Linked DNA regions of Homo sapiens: region 1 is linked to region 2. A link is a contact called in ENCODE Hi-C data. All regions are on one chromosome and are shown on one strand. The core of a region is the stretch at or near the end of the contact, and the rest is flanking DNA. Distances in the headings are between cores, read along the strand shown. Region 1 holds the start of CAPZA1 (capping actin protein of muscle Z-line subunit alpha 1). Region 2 holds the start of RBM15 (RNA binding motif protein 15).

Region 1 (6,505 bases), core at 811-3,310, 2.3 Mb after region 2:
AAAATCTATAGTAATCAACTATTCTCATCTAAATGTTGCATATGGTTAACGTAGAAAAATAAATGACAAGTCAATCAGTAACACTGTGCATAGAAACCACCGTTAAGCACTTCATTCACCTGTTACAGAGATGCCAAATTAGCTCTTCAGTTTAGCTTATTTTAGAGTGCTAGTTATATTTGAACTTGATACCTATCCTCCAAAAAAACCAAAATATTTCCGAACATTAACTCACAGTCTTTCATGTCATCTCTGAACAGGAAAGGGGACATTTGCTGCCTTTTGCTTCAGAAAAATCAACCACCATACTGAATCATGTAATGGAAATACTTATATCTTGTTCTGAGGTTGCTGCTCAGATCTTGAGTGAAATATAATCACATGGTAAGGGGACCTGGGCCCTAAACACTTCATCCTGTCTACAGCTAAAGAATAGTACAGTATATGAGAATCCATCAGGATCATCACTTCTTACATGTGTTCGTATTGTCAGCACAGAATACGTAGCAAGTGTTCTACAGACGTCGAAAGAACTAGCAAACCCACTGTTGTTTGTGGCGCTCTCACTTCCTGTACTATTTTATTACTCAAGATAAGCCTAAAAGAACAGACAAAACTATCACGAAAACGATTTCTTAACAGAACTATTTTAAAACAAGAGAATCCTCAATTAAAATCATGCCATTTTCTTTCTCTGAAATCTTTAAATTACAGATGTGCTCATCTTTGTTGCCTGGATATGAGTTCTTTCAGCTGGGCAGCGGGAGACTCAAAGTAGTGACTTTTAAGGGATCCTACCAGAGGTGGGGGAGCCAATATAAATTACGTATCCTAATCTGAGACACTCTTCTGTCCTAATACCTGAAGCTTATAGCTTGTCAGGTGGCTTTTCCATGGAAAAACGAGGACATAAGAGAGAGGGCGGACCTTAAGAGTTCTACGGAGGAGCCGGTAACGGCAGCAGGCTTGTCAATCAACTGCAAGGTTGCAGCCCAAAAGAAAAAGAACTCACTTGATCGCTCATCATCGACTCCTCAGAGGCCCTCTAGGACTACCGAGAATCTCTTGCCCTTTGGCTCTTGCCCCCGACATCTCTCCTGGCCCCCCGCCCTGCCCCAGGAGGTCTGGTCCTCTCACCCGCTGCCAAATTCTCACACAGCCTCAAAGGGATCCTCAGGGCGTAAAGCAGCCCCAGCCCCGCCACGAACCACAACGAGGCCCCAGTCCCCGCCAGCCCGGCCCGCAGTCGCTCCCTCCAGCCTAGCGTCGGGTTTAGGCCAGGGACAGATGCAGGAGACGCTCCAACAGCTGCGGCTTCACCCACGCCGCCACGGTCCGCCATCTTGCCGCTATCGCAGGCGCCAGGAGCTGGGAGGGGAGAAGGACAGGAAACCGGGAGTCGGGAATCCTGGGATAGTGGCGGACCTGAAGTTGGCCTCTGTGAAGGCTGAGTCCTGGGGAACCGGGACCGAGAAGATTTCGAAGGTGGAGGAGCGTGTCTCAAGATTGGGGCTACCTGTTCTTTCGTGGGGCAGGGAAGGGGCGGACAGCAGCGCCTATTCTGGAGGAACTGGACTGAGATGTGACCCCGAAGTGTTACCGCTTCCAAACGAAATGAGGGTCACCTTTCACACCGCCCCCCCCCCGGGGTTGGAAAAGCCACCGATCGTTCCAGCTGCCGAGCAGCTCTTAAAGCTTTGGATTCGGCTGTCGTGGAGATAACGGGCACCAGAAAAACTTGTAGGAGTAGCAACAGCTATTTGGTCGGATGGAGGCCAGAAGCCAAGAATAATCGAAACACGCTGCCAGCGCCCATTAGATGGATGGGAAATGAGTGTAACTCATTGGGAAAGATATTAGACTTCAAATCACCTAAGGCAAACCCTACTTCCTGGGGCGCGGGCGCGGGCGCTGGCGTTAGGAGACGTCACTCCCGCGCATAACTGACATGGGGCCCTCTTGGTCGGCGTTTCCGGGCGGGTCCTTCCGACGGCCGCCGCGGTGATTCCATCACTCGGCTTTCTTCCCGGCCTGCCTCGCGCCCGTAGCCGGGCTGGGCCAGAACAGCCCAAGATGGCCGACTTCGATGATCGTGTGTCGGATGAGGAGAAGGTAAGGGGTCCGCCTCTCTCTCTTACCTCCTCCCCCGACAGGGAACTGGGGCCCGGCCCGGCTGCGTTGGGAGCCTAGCAGTGTCCCCAGGAAAAAGAAGCTTCTTGGTCCATGCTGACATACGCTCTCCGCAGTCGGGACGCTTCCCTCTTAGGGGGCTTTCCTCTGCCTCACGGTGGCCCCAGTTCCTCGTTCCTCGACTCTCCTTTTCTCTCAGGCCTGAGGCACAGCCCAGGGGCCTCCCTGCAAGGGAACAGACGTTTCCTTTATTGGATCGTGACTGTGGACTTTTTTCTGTAATTTTGCGAGAGGGTGGTGGTTATGTTGCGACATATCAAAAAGCAGTTATTTTACCGCCTTTAGCAGTTGGGGCTCACCCCATCCCCCCATTTGTAGATATAATTGGGGTTAGTTTAGGGCGAGTCACTTCCTGGTCAGGATGGCCTCTTAACTTCCCTTTTGCTCCTCCTTCCTCAGGAAGTGATTTTGCTGTCACGACTCTTCGACAAGGAGAGGTCCCAAATGTTGTCCATCTCCCTACACATGCACTACTTTTCTCCTGTACTGTCGCCTGTCTGATTCGCTATAATAAATCTGTGAGCCTCAGGGCATTTGCTTCAGAATTTGAACACCAGTCTTTCCCTATAGACACATCCCTTTTAACGATAATTTTTGAAAATTTTGTTTCTTGTTAACAAATCTAGAATAGCTGATGGATTTTCTTAACCTCCAGAAAGGTTTTCTGTAACACATAATAAACCTTATGTTAACACGTTCAAGACTGAACAAAGCATCCTGCCTTCTTTGATGCTCCACTGTGGAGTCTTTGATCAGTTGAATTTGTCAGTGTGCATTTTGTATGCTCATTTCTTGAAAAGGGTCTTAAATACAAGAGCACATTCTAAGGTGGAATAACTTTTCTTCTGACAGTTGCACAGTTTCATAACAGTTTGTCAGGCTTTTCAGTAAGTACATGGTTTTAGGGCACGTAGAACTTAGAATGACCTCACAAGGCAACTTATTGGACAAGAATTATGACATTTGTCTCCCACTGTGGCTATTAGAAAATGTGTCCCCTTGAGTGCTCTGTAAATCTACCTGGGTGTTTTTTTCAATAAGAAGTTGGGATGGGAAGGGGACTGTTATGATCCATAAGTCCTCTGTACGGAATAACTTGATATATGTAGATATGGCATGCCATTTTGAAATGTTTAACAAGCCATTGACAACAGCGTTAGATTTTCTCTTATTTGGAAACTGATCTTCATACATGTTTAAGATTTAGGACAAAAACATTTATGTATAAGCCTATGCTGGAAATCGATCTATAATAAATTGTTCTAAGGCAAATAGTTACTATTCAAATAAAATTAAGCAAAAATCCTGTTACAATACAACTAAACAATTTTTTTTTTTTTTTGAGACGGAGTCTCGCTCGGCTCACTGCAACTTCCGCCTCCCTGGTTCAAATTATTCTCCTGCCTCAGCTTCCCGAGTAGCTGGGATTACAGGCACCCGCCACCAAGTCCAGCTAATTTTTGTATTTCTTGTAGAGAGTGGGTTTCGTCTTGTTGCCCAGGCCGGTCTCAAACTCTTGGGCTCAAACGATCCATCCGTCTTCGCCACTTAAAGTGCTGGGATTACAGGCGTAAGCCACCGCGGCCGGCCAAAATTTCACAAATAATTTAAATAATAAACTTTTAAGTTTATTGTGCCTACCTGATACACATTGACCAGTGTTGTTGGATTTTTGTCTTTGATACCAGGTTAGAATGCCTTTAATTAAACTTGGGAAAATATATATTTTAAAATGCCAATTAAGATGCCTTTAGATACTGGCAGTGTTTTAATTAATAACATTAATGTCTTGGGTTATGGTTTTTTTTTTTTTTTTTTGAGATGGAGTCTCGCTCTGTCACCCGGGGTGGTGTGCAGTGGTGCGATCTCCGCTCGCTGCAACCTCTGCCTCTCTGGTTCAAGCGATTCTCCTGCCTCAGCCTCTCGAGTAGCTAGGATTACAGGCGCCCGCCACCAAGCCTGGCTAATTTTTTGTATTTTTAGTAGAGACGGGGTTTCACTATGTTGGCCAGGCTGGTCTCGAACTCCTGACCTCATGATCTGCCCGCCTTGGCCTCCCAAAGTGCTGGGATTACAGGCGTGAGCCACCGAGCCCAGCCAGTATTGTTTTTTTTAATAGCAGATCTGTGACCAGTTTCCTCTTCTAGCATACTTTTTTTGTTGCCAAGTATATTTTAATATTGTTTTTTATCTTTGTTACATTTTCTAAAGGCAGTGAACCTTTAGAAAATTTGGTGATAATGGACTCTTAGTTTCCTTGTAAATATTTATGTAAAAGCTAGTAATATCATCTATTCTCATAACTGCTGAAGTTTTTTTAATCACTTTATAAAGAGGAAGTTGGGTTTTGTTACCTGAAATGGTCATGATGAGCTGTCTAAATAAAACAGGAAGTTGAAAGTGTAATAACTTTTAGAAATAAATCTTTTAGTTGTAGCTTTGAGTTCACAGTTTCTGAGAATGAACTTGAGCTCTTTAGTTACATGCTTAGCAAGACCAAGATACTATAATTAGGAATCCTGAAATATGAGATGAATTACTTCTTTGGGTTCTTTTCATTGTCTATTTCCTTTATTTCATTCAACATTTGTAAAACATAAAAGCAAAGAGAATTTTGGGGGGCTGGAAAAAAGTGTGACTAGCATATTTTTTCCCTTCAGCCTAACTAGTGGAATATTTGTGTACAATTTCAAAAGTATGGTAATTGAGAAGTCATGCTTTCAGTTTAGACAATGCTTTCAGTAATAAGATAAAGTTTTCAGTATTAAGAAAAACTACATGCTTTCAGTTTAGACAATGGTAGTGGTGTTAAGGCATTTTTGAGAAACAAGTTTATCAAAATTATTTAGTAGAGCAGTAGAAAATGTTGTAAATAGATGAAATATGAGGGCTTTGTTAGAGCACATGAAAAATATTTTATACTTTTTTTTTTTTTTTTTGAAACGAAGTCTTGCACTGTCTCCCAGCGGGCTGGAGTGCAGTGGTACGATCTCGGCTCACTGCAACCTCCACCTCCTGAGTTCAAGTGATTCTCCTGCCTCAGCATCCCAAGTAGCTGGGATTACAGGCACCTGCCACCACACCCGGCTAATTTTTTGTATTTTTAGTAGAGACAGGGTTTCAATATGTTGGTCAGGCTAGTCTCAAACTCCTGACCTCGTGATCCGCCTGCCTTGGCCTCCCAAAGTGCCGAGATTGCAGGCGTGAGTCACTGCACCTGCCAAATATTTATGCTTTTAAACTGGATCCTTGATTATGTATTACCTCCTTAATTTACTAGTTACCATTGTAGGATAAAGCAAGCCCTAAAGATTGTTTGGTGTGGCTGTTTTCTAACAAGTCATCAATTAATATTAAAACTGTCATTCTTCCATCTTCACTTTTCAGTTAGTTTTGCTGAGAGGTATTCATATAATCTGTTAAGACATCCTAGGACAGGCCGGGCCCAGTGGCTCACGCCTGTGACCCCAACACTCTGGGAGGCCGAGGCAGGTGCATCATCTGAGGTCGGGAGTTTGAGACCAGCCTGACCAACATGGAGAAACCCCATCTCTACTAAAAATACAAAAATTAGCTGGGCGCAGTGGCACATGCCTGTAATCCCAGCTACTCAGTAGGCTGAGGCAGGAGAATCGCTGGAACCTGGGAGGCGGAGGTTGCGGTGACCCGAGATCACGCCATTGCACTCCAGCCTGGGCAACAGGAGCGAAACTCCGTCTCAAAAAAAAAAAAAAAGAAAAGAAAGCCCGGGCGCGGTGGTTCATGCCTGTAATCCCAGCACTTTGGGAGGCCGAGGCGGGTGGATCACGAGGTCAGGAGATCGAGACCTGACCTCAGGAGATCGAGATCCTGGCTAACGCAGTGAAACACCGTCTCTACTAAAAATACAAAAAAATTAGCCGGGCGTGGTGGCAGGTGCCTGTAGTCCCAGCTAATCGGGAGGCTGAGGCAGGAGAATGGTGTGAACCCGGGAGGCAGAGTTTGCAGTGAGCCGAGATTGTGCCACTGCACTCCAGCCTGGGTGACAGAGCAAGACTCCATCTCAAAAAAAAAAAAAAAGAAAAAAGAAAAGAAAAAGAAATCCTAGGACAGGAGCATAAAGCCTAATAAGCAGGTGCAAACTCACATGTCCAGTCTTGTTAGTAGTACTGATTTATCATAATTTCTTCCAGAACACTTAGCTGTTTTATTACGACCAGGCTTAATGCTAAACAAAGTAGTGTAAATTTGTCAGAAAATTCAGATCCCAGGTTTTTCTGATTATGTAGCCATGCTTTTTTCACTATACTTTTCTTTTCCATATAGGTATGAATGA
Region 2 (6,471 bases), core at 2,447-4,946:
ACATGGAAGGCTGAATCGGGAGGATTGCTTGAGCCCAGGAATTTGAGGTTGCAGTGAGTTATGACTGCACCATTACACTCCAGCCTGGGTGACAGAGCAAGTCCCTGTCTCTAAAACAAAAACAAAAACAAAACAAAACAACAAAAAAGAAAAAACAAAAAAAATAAAAAACTCACTAAGCAGCTTTATGCTTTAAAGCAGGGGTTCCCAGACCCCAGGCTGTGGACCAGTAATGGTCAGTTGCCTGTTAGGACCTGGCTGCACAGCAGGTGAGGGGCAGGGGAGGGAGCATTACTGCCTGAGCTCTGCCTCCTGACAGATCAGCAGAGGCATTTGATTCTCAGAGGAGGGCTAACCCTATTGTGAATGGAGTATGTGAGGGATGTGGGTTGTGTGTTCCTTATGATAATCTAATGCCTGATGATCTGAGGTGGAACAGTTCCATGAAGCTGGTCCCTGATGCCAAAAAGTTTGGGGACCACTGCTTTAAAGAACACAAAGGATTTTCAGGTAGTATCTGCTGGAAGCCAGGGGAGGGGGTAATTTTGGGGGCAATAACACAAAGGAAATGAAAACAATCACTTATTTTAACTACAGCATGGATCCAACTTATTCATTTGTTGTGGAAACACACACACACACACACACACATACACATCACAGGCAATATTTTGGCTGTTACTCTTAATGGAATCTAGGCCTTTTCCATCTAACCATAAAACTTACTAGCACTCTTGGCTCCAGGCAGATTTCCAGTCCCCCTAGGCAAGCCTTTGTACTATAGCCAGCTGCAGGCAGTAGCTTCCATCAAGCTCCCTGGTATTTGAAGTGGCAAGCCACTAAACTTGGCATGCCTCTGGTGCATGTTCACACAGACTGGGTGTCTGTTTATCTCCCTGAATTATTTCTCTCAAATCTTGTGCTCCCTCAACCCCTATCTTGAAGTTTGGAAAACTACTGATTTGGTCATTATCTTTTTCTTTGATCAGTGAGTCACCTTAGCAGGTCTATTTAGGTTAAAAAGTCACTCTGGTGCCTGGTTTATTATCTCGATTGGTTATTACATTGAGTAATCAGATAATGGCTTAACTTCAATTTCCATTTGTGGTCTATTAATATAACCTTGAAACAGATTTAAACCCAGCTATAACTTTTTATTTCATGCTTTTACAAATAATGTGTTCATGTGTTTTTTATCCTCCAGCATCCAGATTTTTATCTTTAAATACCATCTCCCACTAAAAGGAACCAGAGCTCTCTGGAGAAATGGCTGATTCCACAACTGGGGCAGGAAATGTATCAGGTAAGTCTGGAAGAAAATAATGGAGAAAAGAAGAGTGGGAAGAGTGATGCAGATGAAACAAGATTGACATGATTTGATAATTGCTGAAATAGGGTGTTGGGTACACATGGGAGTTCTTTAAAGTATTCTTTTATATATTTTAAACTTTTTCCATAAAAATAGTTTAAGGAAAGTTAAAAATGTTATTTTTTAAACTGAAGGAGTAATAGCGCCCTTTGTAGAAACAAAAGATTTCTACAAAGAAAAGTAAAGTCTCCCTCCTACTCCAGACCCTCGCACACCTCTTCAGGGCAATCCTAGTAACAATTTCCCGTGTATTTGTCAAGAAAGTTTCCATGAAAATATATTTTTTAAATGTACATACTCATAAATACAAACATTTTTAAAACCACAAATGGTAGCGTATTATACACATTATTTTATGCCTTATGAAGTTTTATTTCCCATTTTAATACAATGAAGATGTCTACACATTACAATATTGTGGATTTTTATGCTTTACAATTGAGCTTCTTCCTTCGAGTTTCTTTGATCTAATCAAGAGATAGAAGGCCTCCAGCTTCACATTCCTCACGATTATTTACAAAAAGAAGGATGGCTCAGCCAAGGCTAAATTTAGGTTACAGTCCCTAATCTTAACACAGTTTTTAAGTTTAGGTTTCAGCTTTTGGGATATTATTGTTACCTTGAAAAATGTCACGTTTAAAAACACCTCACACCCTCTACTATAGATTGGATCTTGGGAAATAGGGTTGAGGACCGGATCAATACAAGAATCCTCATAACCTCCGCCCCGGCGCGAACCTGGGAGGGCTGCAGACAGTCTAAAGGCTGTGGTGACCTCAGCGCTGCGTCCCTCCAGCAACCGGCGAGTGCTGGGGCACAGGCCATACCCCCCTAAGCTCGGCATCGCCTGCACCTCTCACAGGTGCTCTGTCCGCCACAGTAACGCACTATGGAAAGGAAAGTTGTACGGCGAACGACTGAAGGAGCCAAACGAGGTGGATCTGGAGCGGCCGCAAGGTGCCTGTGCTGCTGGCTTTTAACACACAATAAGAGTGCCAAGGGATACAAGAAGCCACAGGGGGAAAAACAAGTGACATATCTGCATGGAGCCTAAATTTCGCTTGGTGATTTTCAGGGTAGAAGCATTACATATTAAAAACACTGCTATTTTAGGGGAATACAGAATTTAAAAATCCACACAGATTCGCAACATAAAACATGCCGCCCAAAGACACGTCCGCGGTGTCCCGACAGTTCCGGCTCCGCCCGCGGGCCACGAGGCGGGGAGCGACGGTCACTCCCCTCGGTTACCCGGAGTACTTGGGCGGGAACGGGTAGCTCGCGGGAGAGACGGGCTCCTGGGCGAGGGCTGCGTCTTAGTCGCCCTGCTTCTTAGCTCTCGAGGTCCCGCGTGTTACGTGTTAGCACCGCCCGGGGGCGTCAGCATGACCCGAGGCTGCAGGAACCGTGAACTCTCTGCCCCGCGGGCCCAGGTGACCGCGGGCGGCGCTCTCCCGCGCGCGGGGGGCGGGGCTCCCCCCGGCTGTTCACTCAGCTACCACAGCGACGTAAAATGGTGTCCGCTAGGCGTCCCAGGACGGCTTCCTGAGGGACTGGAGGGCCCCGACAGCCGGAAAGCCTGCCCCGCCCCTTGGCCGGCACAGGTACGACGGCGGGGAGCTCAGAAGTTTCGAACTCCAAGGGCCGAAGCACAGCCAAACACCCCACGGAACTTAACAAATGTTTGTGGGGAGAACGCCGAAAACGCGGGGAGGCGGGGCTGGCGCACAGTCACCCTCTCGCGACATCTAAGTGACGTCGCACAGCAAGCACGTGTTCTAGTCTTTCACCTTCAGTCAGCCTCCTCCGTTATACAGGCCTACCCCTTTAAGCGAGTGATGGACAGTTATTTCAGCCTATCAACTTCCTTGCCGACATCCAATCAGATTTAAACTTCTTTTAGCCGCCGGAGGAGTTGGAAAAAGGGGGTCGAAAGAGGGAGCTTACCGTCTCTCGCGATATCGCTGTGAGCCTGCCTCTCTGGAAAAAACGCCGAAACTGATGGCCCGACCTCCCAAATAGTGGTTTAAAGGACGGGTTTATAAGCCAATGAAAGGGATAAGGAGGTGGGTTGCTGCTGTCACTGAGCAAGAAGTACCGTTACAGGGCAGACTTTTTGTCCAATCAACACCTCAACACTTTGGGTCACGTGACCGCAGAGTGCGAGGGGCGGAGCTACAGTCTGGCGCGAGGAACCGTTAAGATAGACAACAAATGTAACCAATGAGGTACTCCGACTAGGGGGTTGGGAACCCAATAACAGTGGTTGGGCGGGCGCCTTCCTGGAGCGCGGGGAGATGTAAAGATAGACAAATAATTTTCCCAATGAGACTGTAGAAGAGAGAGCAATTGGCCAATGAGGACTGCGGGGCGGGACCCTGTGCCGCGGCGGAGTCCAAGATGGCGGCGTGCGGTTCCGCTGTGTGAAACGAGCGCGGGGCGGCGGGTTACTCAGCTCCGCGGAGACGACCTCCGACGACCCGCAACAATGAAGGGAAAAGAGCGCTCGCCAGTGAAGGCCAAACGCTCCCGTGGTGGTGAGGACTCGACTTCCCGCGGTGAGCGGAGCAAGAAGTTAGGGGGCTCTGGTGGCAGCAATGGGAGCAGCAGCGGAAAGACCGATAGCGGCGGTGGGTCGCGGCGGAGTCTCCACCTGGACAAGTCCAGCAGTCGAGGTGGCAGCCGCGAGTATGATACCGGTGGGGGCAGCTCCAGTAGCCGCTTGCATAGTTATAGCTCCCCGAGCACCAAAAATTCTTCGGGCGGGGGCGAATCGCGCAGCAGCTCCCGGGGTGGAGGCGGGGAGTCACGTTCCTCTGGGGCCGCCTCCTCAGCTCCCGGCGGCGGGGACGGCGCGGAATACAAGACTCTGAAGATAAGCGAGTTGGGGTCCCAGCTTAGTGACGAAGCGGTGGAGGACGGCCTGTTTCATGAGTTCAAACGCTTCGGTGATGTAAGTGTGAAAATCAGTCATCTGTCGGGTTCTGGCAGCGGGGATGAGCGGGTAGCCTTTGTGAACTTCCGGCGGCCAGAGGACGCGCGGGCGGCCAAGCATGCCAGAGGCCGCCTGGTGCTCTATGACCGGCCTCTGAAGATAGAAGCTGTGTATGTGAGCCGGCGCCGCAGCCGCTCCCCTTTAGACAAAGATACTTATCCTCCATCAGCCAGTGTGGTCGGGGCCTCTGTAGGTGGTCACCGGCACCCCCCTGGAGGTGGTGGAGGCCAGAGATCACTTTCCCCTGGTGGCGCTGCTTTGGGATACAGAGACTACCGGCTGCAGCAGTTGGCTCTTGGCCGCCTGCCCCCTCCACCTCCGCCACCATTGCCTCGAGACCTGGAGAGAGAAAGAGACTACCCGTTCTATGAGAGAGTGCGCCCTGCATACAGTCTTGAGCCAAGGGTGGGAGCTGGAGCAGGTGCTGCTCCTTTCAGAGAAGTGGATGAGATTTCACCCGAGGATGATCAGCGAGCTAACCGGACGCTCTTCTTGGGCAACCTAGACATCACTGTAACGGAGAGTGATTTAAGAAGGGCGTTTGATCGCTTTGGAGTCATCACAGAAGTAGATATCAAGAGGCCTTCTCGCGGCCAGACTAGTACTTACGGCTTTCTCAAATTTGAGAACTTAGATATGTCTCACCGGGCCAAATTAGCAATGTCTGGCAAAATTATAATTCGGAATCCTATCAAAATTGGTTATGGTAAAGCTACACCCACCACCCGCCTCTGGGTGGGAGGCCTGGGACCTTGGGTTCCTCTTGCTGCCCTGGCACGAGAATTTGATCGATTTGGCACCATACGCACCATAGACTACCGAAAAGGTGATAGTTGGGCATATATCCAGTATGAAAGCCTGGATGCAGCGCATGCTGCCTGGACCCATATGCGGGGCTTCCCACTTGGTGGCCCAGATCGACGCCTTAGAGTAGACTTTGCCGACACCGAACATCGTTACCAGCAGCAGTATCTGCAGCCTCTGCCCTTGACTCATTATGAGCTGGTGACAGATGCTTTTGGACATCGGGCACCAGACCCTTTGAGGGGTGCTCGGGATAGGACACCACCCTTACTATACAGAGATCGTGATAGGGACCTTTATCCTGACTCTGATTGGGTGCCACCCCCACCCCCAGTCCGAGAACGCAGCACTCGGACTGCAGCTACTTCTGTGCCTGCTTACGAGCCACTGGATAGCCTAGATCGCAGGCGGGATGGTTGGTCCTTGGACCGGGACAGAGGTGATCGAGATCTGCCCAGCAGCAGAGACCAGCCTAGGAAGCGAAGGCTGCCTGAGGAGAGTGGAGGACGTCATCTGGATAGGTCTCCTGAGAGTGACCGCCCACGAAAACGTCACTGCGCTCCTTCTCCTGACCGCAGTCCAGAATTGAGCAGTAGCCGGGATCGTTACAACAGCGACAATGATCGATCTTCCCGTCTTCTCTTGGAAAGGCCCTCTCCAATCAGAGACAGACGAGGTAGTTTGGAGAAGAGCCAGGGTGACAAGCGAGACCGTAAAAACTCTGCATCAGCTGAACGAGATAGGAAGCACCGGACAACTGCTCCCACTGAGGGAAAAAGCCCTCTGAAAAAAGAAGACCGCTCTGATGGGAGTGCACCTAGCACCAGCACTGCTTCCTCCAAGCTGAAGTCCCCGTCCCAGAAACAGGATGGGGGGACAGCCCCTGTGGCATCAGCCTCTCCCAAACTCTGTTTGGCCTGGCAGGGCATGCTTCTACTGAAGAACAGCAACTTTCCTTCCAACATGCATCTGTTGCAGGGTGACCTCCAAGTGGCTAGTAGTCTTCTTGTGGAGGGTTCAACTGGAGGCAAAGTGGCCCAGCTCAAGATCACTCAGCGTCTCCGTTTGGACCAGCCCAAGTTGGATGAAGTAACTCGACGCATCAAAGTAGCAGGGCCCAATGGTTATGCCATTCTTTTGGCTGTGCCTGGAAGTTCTGACAGCCGGTCCTCCTCTTCCTCAGCTGCATCAGACACTGCCACTTCTACTCAGAGGCCACTTAGGAACCTTGTGTCCTATTTAAAGCAAAAGCAGGCAGCCGGGGTGATCAGCCTCCCTGTGGGGGGCAACAAAGACAAGGAAA

What was found. A loop is a pair of places that touch in the nucleus more often than their neighbours do. Pooled maps may share reads with other maps.
Region 1: a map of naive thymus-derived CD4-positive, alpha-beta T cell shows a loop between it and region 2 (23-fold over the local background). The contact joins the promoter of CAPZA1 here to the promoter of RBM15 in region 2. A Hi-C loop is called at or near these places in 2 of 168 maps with a recorded cell type or tissue (both naive thymus-derived CD4-positive, alpha-beta T cell), 5 of 37 single-sample maps with no recorded cell type and 12 of 50 pooled maps.

Annotation. Positions count from the first base shown.
Region 1 is chr1:112,617,772-112,624,276 of GRCh38, forward strand. CAPZA1 (capping actin protein of muscle Z-line subunit alpha 1) reads left to right here and starts at 2,061. Exons shown (of 10, transcript NM_006135.3): 1 at 2,061-2,112. The coding sequence starts at 2,074. ST7L (suppression of tumorigenicity 7 like) reads right to left here and starts at 1,370. Exons shown (of 15, transcript NM_017744.5): 1 at 1,138-1,370. The coding sequence starts at 1,342. RefSeq lists enhancers at 1,334-1,433, 1,542-2,741, 1,894-2,343.
Region 2 is chr1:110,335,681-110,342,151 of GRCh38, forward strand. It overlaps RBM15 (RNA binding motif protein 15), which reads left to right and starts at 3,697. Exons shown (of 3, transcript NM_022768.5): 1 at 3,697-6,471. The coding sequence starts at 3,726. It overlaps LOC124904276, which reads left to right. Exons shown (of 1, transcript XM_047437983.1): 1 at 1-3,323. The coding sequence starts at 2,755. The coding sequence ends at 3,261. It overlaps RBM15-AS1 (RBM15 antisense RNA 1), which reads right to left and starts at 3,491. Exons shown (of 4, transcript NR_036595.1): 1 at 3,317-3,491. RefSeq lists enhancers at 2,376-2,565, 3,706-4,005, 4,036-4,155, 4,126-4,864, 4,236-4,685 and 2 more and a silencer at 2,666-2,935.